2 separate regions of the Homo sapiens genome follow, and region 2 is linked to region 1. The links are chromatin contacts, found by Hi-C or POLR2A ChIA-PET in ENCODE. All regions are on one chromosome and are shown on one strand. The core of a region is the stretch at or near the end of the contact, and the rest is flanking DNA. Distances in the headings are between cores, read along the strand shown.

Region 1 (3,783 bases), core at 577-3,076:
ATATTTTGGAAACTATAAGCCGTGAATTTTATTGTGCTGTTAATATAAAGATGGTTCAAACATACACTCTTCCCTCTGCTCTTGTCAGGACAGATAACAGCATTTTTATGAATCCTACCTAGAAAAATAACACAAATAATAACACAATAATAGGTGTTTAGTAAAAGCTCAGCAATATGCTATTAAAAGGGTCATCTTATTCCTAAAGTCTTCTAATATTGAGCTTTAATTTCTCTTATTTTTAGATGTAGCTTGCTATTAATTAAGTCTCTAAGTACATAAGGTTTGTATTGAGAGGGTGAAAATGACAAGGATGGACACACCACTGCGTGTAAAATATGAGCAGAACAGAATTTAAAATTCTGTATTAAGCCTTTCCCAAAGGAAACCAATAATGAGGAAAACAAGCCCTTATCTGTATGCAGGTTAGACTGTTCTGGGAAAACCCAGGCTATTTACTAAAGTTTGTAATGGTGGAAAGAAAATATTTTGATGTGTGGGCAGGGAAGAGGTAGAGGGTATTCTAGGCCAAGACAACAAGTGAAGGTGTCTCTCCACCCTACTCAAAACGGAAGTTGAAAAGTAAGGTTGTGCTTAGCTGCTGAGTTTTACTGTAGTTTAAGGCGATGTATAAAGGAACATTGGGAGTTAAGGCCAGAAGGAAGTGTGGAGTCATGCTGAGAAGGGCCCTAACGGCTGGACCTGGCACCCAGACACATTCCCTCCCATTCTGACTTGACTGTAGCTTCTGAACTGTCTGAGAGATTAATGTCTGAAAGTCTGAGCAGAACTGGGAGCCAACCCATTTCCACTGCAGAACATCATGCACCTTAGGGCAGAATCAACATCCAAAGGAGGTGTTACAAACATTGCCAGGAGACCCTCCCGCTCCTGCTGTGGCGTCCACAGGGAGCTCTGCAGGATTACTCCTTTGATCCCATTAGGAAATCAGCCAGAGTGTCTGCAGACTCCATTTCCAGATCCATTGAGGGTAAAAATGGGAGAGGATAATTGCCAAATGAAGTATACTCCCATGTGGCATCAACAAGTCTCTCTCTTTCAGTCTTGGGGGTCGTGTGCCCTCTCGTATTCTGAAATGTCTTATCTTTAGTTGGAGAGAGGGCTGCTCATGGTTTCTGTTTTGATATCTGAGGAAATCGATCTTTAGAGCAAAACTATTTTGGAGAACCCTGCGTTATTCATCAGACAAAATGCCAAGCCAGCTCCAGGATTTGGGGCAGGGGAGACTGCGCATCTGTGGAGCTAGGATGCAGGTTGCTTTTCCCTCTGGAGGCTCCTCCCAGACCTCTGCATCCTCTTGCACTCTGATTCCTCCCACACATCGGATGTGCCTTCTTCATGGGCTCTAGAGACTCCTTCAAATGTGGCTAGAAGAAACATAGGAGCAGGTGCCAGCACAGAACAGGTCTTTCCCTGCAAATGGGATTCTGCAAAATCCTTTACTTTCCTTTAAAACATTTCTTTGTAATGGTCACTACAATACAAGGCCCACTAGGCATGTGTATGCCTCCTTCTGGACCTTCCTGGGCTGGGCTCAGATGAGGAATGTGTGTGTGTGTGTGTGTGTGTGTGTGTGTGTGTGTGTGTGTGTGTGAGACAGAGAGAGAGAGAGAGAGAGAGAGAGAGAGTCAGGAAGTGGGGCGGGGGGCGGGGGGCAGGGGTTATCTAATAAAATGAGCCAAGCAAGTTTTGTGCGTAGCTTGAGCTTCTGTCCTCCTCCCAGATAACAGACAAGCTTCCTCCCAGCTGCACTTTGTGGGTAACGCTTGTTTTGTGTCTGCCTTGGGGCCTGAATCAAACAGAGTTTGTTTATGCAGGATGTACAAGGTGTCAAACCCAAGCCTTGGTTGTGAGGAAGACGGCCTTCCTGACTGGGCCAGCTATCTCCAATGACTTGAATAATTGTCCACAGGCTGAGCAGGGCAGACACTTCTGAAGATATATATGGTCCAGACTTTTGTAAGATTCATTAATGTCTCTTGGCAACTGGCAGGGGAAAGTATAGAAAAATACATCTGAGCAAGATGATGGTGAAAGCTCACCCGGTTTGCTGTGTTCACTGAGCCATCAGCTGAGGGATAAATTCCTTCCAACCCAAGCAATAAAACTCCCTTTCTTTATTTTGATTCTGTTATACAAGGTTTTTAAAACATATGTCTAAGATGAAAACTAGTTGAATTGCTTTCCCTAGCCAATCATTCATTCAATGGATAATCGTTGTGTGCCTACTATGTGTCAGGCCATGTACTGTGCGGGGGATACCAGGTGAGTAGACAAGACAGGACAGGCCTTGTCTGTAGAACACCAGCCCTATATAGCTCTCTGTTTTAGGAAAAATTAAGAAACGCAGTAAGACCCAACAATTTTTTTAAGCTATAAAATGAGTAAGAAGAAAAATCATTCTGAAAGCCCAAAGGAAATGCATCACTCTGATTCACTCCAGATATCAAAACACCTTTTTAGAAATTTATCAGACATATTTAATGATTTATAAAATTACTTGGCCTTTTGAAACAGAAATAGAATGCCGCAGGGAAGGATAAGCGCAGGAGGCAAGGGAATCAGATAAACTAAGAAGGAAATGGAAGGGTCTAATTAAAACCTGAACTGGAGGCAAGAAAGAACAAAATTTACATAAAAACTAAATCAAGGATATTCAGGAAGAAAGTGAGTTGCTCTTCCAGAAAGCATAGGAAAAGGCAAAGACACCAAAATAATAAAAGGAAAGATACAAGATGCAGAAGATAACGAAGAAGACTGAACTAAAGTGTTACAGGTTTTCCAAAGGAAGAAAAAAAACCTAAAACTAAAATAATAAAGACATAAAAAGAAATAAACTTTCCTGAGGTGCAAGACAATATATACTTATATACAGAAGATTTGCCATGTAACAGGTAATGTTAATAAAATTAGACTCATGTCTAAAAATACCCTGGCCCTTTATTGAATTGCAAGAACAAATGTAAAATTGTACAAGTGTTTAAAACAAGAAAACAAATCAAATTAGAAATAAAAGCAAAAAGAAAAATAGATTATCTATAAGTGATTAAAAACTGGTATGATTTTTTTCCCTCTATAATGCTAAAGACTAAAACACAAAGAAGTAACAGCTAAGGAGACACGAGGACAAAGGACTGGTTCCCAGGGATTTTCCAAGGCCAAGTTGCTGGTTATGTGAAAAACTAGAAGAAAGACATTACCACAAAGACAAGAATTCAGAAAAAAATATATCTTTACTTATTTGGTGAAAAAAGAACACTTGAATATGTACATCAATTTTAAGCATGATAAGAATAAAAGCTAAGTACTTAAAATGGGAAAATCCTGGTATAAATGTGTCTATAGTAAATCCTAAAATTAGCTTAAAAGTTAAATTCAAAAGAAAATCTGATTACAAAAATAAAATTTTCAAATATATTTACTGGAAGGAAAGATAAAACAATAATTTTATAATGGAATCTATGTACACAATCACAACTTATATTAACAGAGGACAATAGAGAGAAGGAATAAGTGTAGCAAAAAGGAAACAAAAGGTAGTGCTTCATTTTTGCCTTTGATCATTACAGGACCATAACTTAAAGAAAGTCTGAAAAAACTTGATGGTAGCTACAAAGACAATTAAAGTCAGGATGTATACCTGTCAGATGATTACAGCTGAGAAAGAAAAATAAGCATGCTCATTCTCTCTTCCAGTACCCTATTTTATTTTTCTGAATATATTTATTTTTGCCTACCTTCCTCCATTCGAATGTGAGCTCC
Region 2 (3,783 bases), core at 825-3,324, 49 kb before region 1:
CAAGGCCTTTGCTTTTAGGGAAGCCAATAAACACTCAAACTGGTGCATGCAAAATTATTTTTACTGCATGTTAAAGAGTAATTATGAAACAATACGCACATGATGTTCCCACATAAAAATCTTTTAAAGCGATAATGAGACTATTTCTTTGTAGGTGGAGATGTATATTTGACTCACTTCCATGAATTCTGGTCTAATCGTATCTTATTTCCTTCATTTTGTTTTAGTGCTTGGAAGAGCTCCATCGAAATTCACTCTTATCTTCAGCCTCAGCACTGAGCTGCATTACATAAACATGAGTTGCTTCTTTATGACCATTTGAGAAGAGTAAAGAATCATTTCCTTTTTTAAGGCAAACACGGTCCATTGTAGAAACTTCATACATTAAATAAGCCAGGTTTGCAAACATCTGCCCAAAGACACCCAATAGAGAAGCCCTATGCATATAGCAGATTATTGAAGGACATTCTCAGCCAAGTCATCAAGTTTCTTCAGTCATTTCAGACCTGAAATTCACAGTGAAGTCCATCCATCACCACCAAGTCTTGCCATCTGCCCTTGGAGGGTCACAAAGGAGATCCATGTATTTAGCTGCTAATAACTTATTTTTTTTCTTCAAGACTCAATTTAGATGTCACTTCTTCCGGGAAGTCTTCTATGAATTTCCTTCCCAGATCAATTACCTAGCACTACGTTTAACGCAATGGATTATAATGATGTGTTTATGAGGCTGCTTAACCTACTAAGGGCAAGGATTGTACGTTATTCATTCTATTACCCATCATAATGCCTGGCACATAGAAAAAAGAAAAGTGAATGAATGAATGAATGGATGAATGAATCAATCAAAGTATGAATCAAAGCATGAATGTAAACTGTACATTTCCTGGGAGAAAGAGAGAAAGGGTCTCCATTTTTATGAGTTAGGACATTTCCCAACGTTGTATTGGTCAGGGTTCTCTAAGGGGACAGAACAGAACTAATAGGATATCTATCTATCTATCTATTTATCTATCTATCTGAAGGAGAGTAGTAGTATATTATATATATATATATTTATATATATTTATATACATATTTATATATTTATATATATTTTTATATATATTTATATATTTATATATATTTATATATATATTTATATATTTATATATATATTTATATATTTATATATATTTATATATATATTTATATATTTATATATATTTATATATATATTTATATATTTATATATATTTATATATATATTTATATATTTATATATATTTATATATATATTTATATATTTATATATATTTATATATATATTTATATATTTATATTTATATATATTTATATATTTATATATATTTATATATATTTATATATTTATATATATTTATATATATTTATATATTTATATATATTTATATATATTTATATATTTATATATATTTATATATATTTATATATTTATATATATTTATATATATTTATATATATTTATATATATTTATATATTTTTATATATTTATATATATTTATATATATATTTATATATTTATATATATTTATATATATTTATATATATATTTATATATTTTTATATTTATATATGTATAATTTATATATATTTTTATATATTTATATATTTATATATATTTATATATATTTATATATTTATATATTGGTATATATATTTATATATATTTATATATTTATATATTTATATATATTTATATATTTATATATATTTATATATATTTATATATATATTTATATATACTTATATATATTTATATATATTTATATATATTTATATATATTTATATATATTTATACATATTTATATATATTTATATATATTTTTATATATATTTATATATATGAAGGGAAGTAATAGAATATATATATATATATATACACACATACACACACACACACACACACATATATATATAAAGGGTAGTTTATTAGGAGAGTTGACTCACATGATCACAAGGTGAGATCCCACAATAGGGCATCTGCAAGCTGAGGAGCAAGGAATCCAGACTGAGTCTCAAAACCTCTAACATAGGGAAGCTGATGGTGCAGCCTTCAGTCTGGCTGAAAGCCCGAGAGCCCCTAGCAAATCACTGGTGTAAGTCCAAGAATCCAAAAGCTGAAGAACTTAAGAGTATCCAACATGGAGGAAAGATGAAGGGCAGAAGACACGGCAAATCTCTCTCCTTCCACTTTCTTCTGCCTACTTTATTTTAGCCACGCTGGCAGCTGATTAGATGGTGCCCACTCAGCTTGGGGGTGGGTCTGCCTCTCCCAGTCCACTGACTCAAATGTTAATCTCCTTTGTCAGCACCCTCACAGACACACCCAGGAACAAATACTTTGCATCCTTCAATCCAATCAAGTTGACACTCAATATTAATCATCGTGCTTGTTTTCAAGGCTGATTCATGTACTTGTAGGTTAAAAAAACTGTTGGATTCCACATATATTACAAGCAATAACCAAGTGATTTGGTCATTTTAATTAACAACTGTGTAAAACAAGTAAAAATCATTTTGTAAAATATCAAACATTAATAAATGGCACAATTTATGGCAGTTTGATTTACAAAATTCTCTCAAATATGATATTTCTTTGCTTCTCTGAACACCCATCTTGAATGGGTTAGATTGGGAATCATTTTATAGATGAAATAATAGAAACTTGGAGAAGTCAACTGACTTGAGTTAGTGAAGGCTGATTCAGGACAAGATTTTCTGATTCCAAAGCCACTGTCCATCCTATAACACCATCAAGCTCATTCCCCTCACCTCTATATCATAAACCTGCTGGCTGTTTGACTAGTTTGGCCAGTGGATTGGATGATTTAATCAATTAACGTGTTAGTCATAGACAAAGAAACCTGTTCCTCTCCAAGCTCAGCCATTTACTAGCTGTTTGACATCTGACTTTGAATGAGTCATGGAAATATTGTCCAAGCCTTCAGTTTCCTGAAGTTGGGGTTAAAGAATAAAGTCAATAAAAGAAAATATACTTTTTAACTCTCAGTTGGTTAGAGTTCAGCATCCTCCTCCTTATCATTATTATAACAACAATAACTACCCTTTCTTCTGTTCTGATTGCATACCTATACTGTTCTTAGTACTGGACATTAAGAACTCATTCACTTCCGTAACACCTAAAGTAGGTACTCTCCTTATTCTCATTTTACAGATGCAGAAACTGAGGCATAACAAAGTTAAGCAACTCAATATGGTTAAATATCTAGTCAGTAGATGGGGAAGGATTCAAATTAAGGTAGTTTTGCATCAGAGTCCGTGCATTATTACATAGAAAGCACCTAGCCCAGTGCTTGGCACAGCAAAGCTCAGTAAACATAGTTTTTATTGTTAAATATTGCTAAATGCAAATCCTACCAGTTTATTGGGGGAGGGCCTATACCATTCTCATACTCAATGCAAAGGAGGCATCAAGTTCATCTATCTGGAAAGATGAGAACTGTGGGGATCTCCTGGTGGCTGAGCCCTCATCCAAGTATGCCCAAGCCAAAAGCCACAGTGTACATTTAATGTAATAATTCCTGCCACCATGTGCAAAGCCTTGAAAGCAATTAGTTCATACCCAGCTATTATTAAGAAGTTATTTTTGTAATAAAAATATGTCTTCCTTTAATTTCTACATAAATGCAAGGGTGCCAATACAAGTATAGTTTATTTAAAGATGTTCTTGCAGGAATTTAATTTATCCTTTTGAAGAAGCTGCAGAGGAAAGGTACAGAGATGAGCAAGACAATTTGGA

What was found. Hi-C counts contacts between places; a loop is a spot of excess contacts on that map. ChIA-PET counts read pairs that join two places held with the same protein, here RNA polymerase II (POLR2A). Pooled maps may share reads with other maps.
Region 2: a loop to region 1 is called in a map of endothelial cell of umbilical vein, with 4 times the contacts of the local background. The contact joins two enhancer-like sites. A Hi-C loop is called at or near these places in 1 of 168 maps with a recorded cell type or tissue (endothelial cell of umbilical vein) and 1 of 50 pooled maps. POLR2A ChIA-PET finds 5 or more read pairs at or near these places in 2 of 52 experiments (CD8-positive, alpha-beta T cell and Panc1).

Annotation. Positions count from the first base shown.
Region 1 is chr10:120,682,439-120,686,221 of GRCh38, reverse strand. The region is part of intron 2 of LINC02930 (long intergenic non-protein coding RNA 2930); the gene reads right to left. Among named protein-coding and RNA genes, the nearest start is that of LINC02930, 76 kb to the right of the region's middle. Within about 2 kb of position 1,826, at least 2 of the 41 ENCODE cell types and tissues checked have a DNase peak (open chromatin) inside an H3K27ac peak, as active enhancers do; they include endothelial cell of umbilical vein, where a contact is called at or near this core.
Region 2 is chr10:120,731,367-120,735,149 of GRCh38, reverse strand. All of the region lies in intron 2 of LINC02930 (long intergenic non-protein coding RNA 2930), which reads right to left. Among named protein-coding and RNA genes, the nearest start is that of WDR11-DT, 120 kb to the left of the region's middle. Within about 2 kb of position 2,074, at least 2 of the 41 ENCODE cell types and tissues checked have a DNase peak (open chromatin) inside an H3K27ac peak, as active enhancers do; they include endothelial cell of umbilical vein, where a contact is called at or near this core.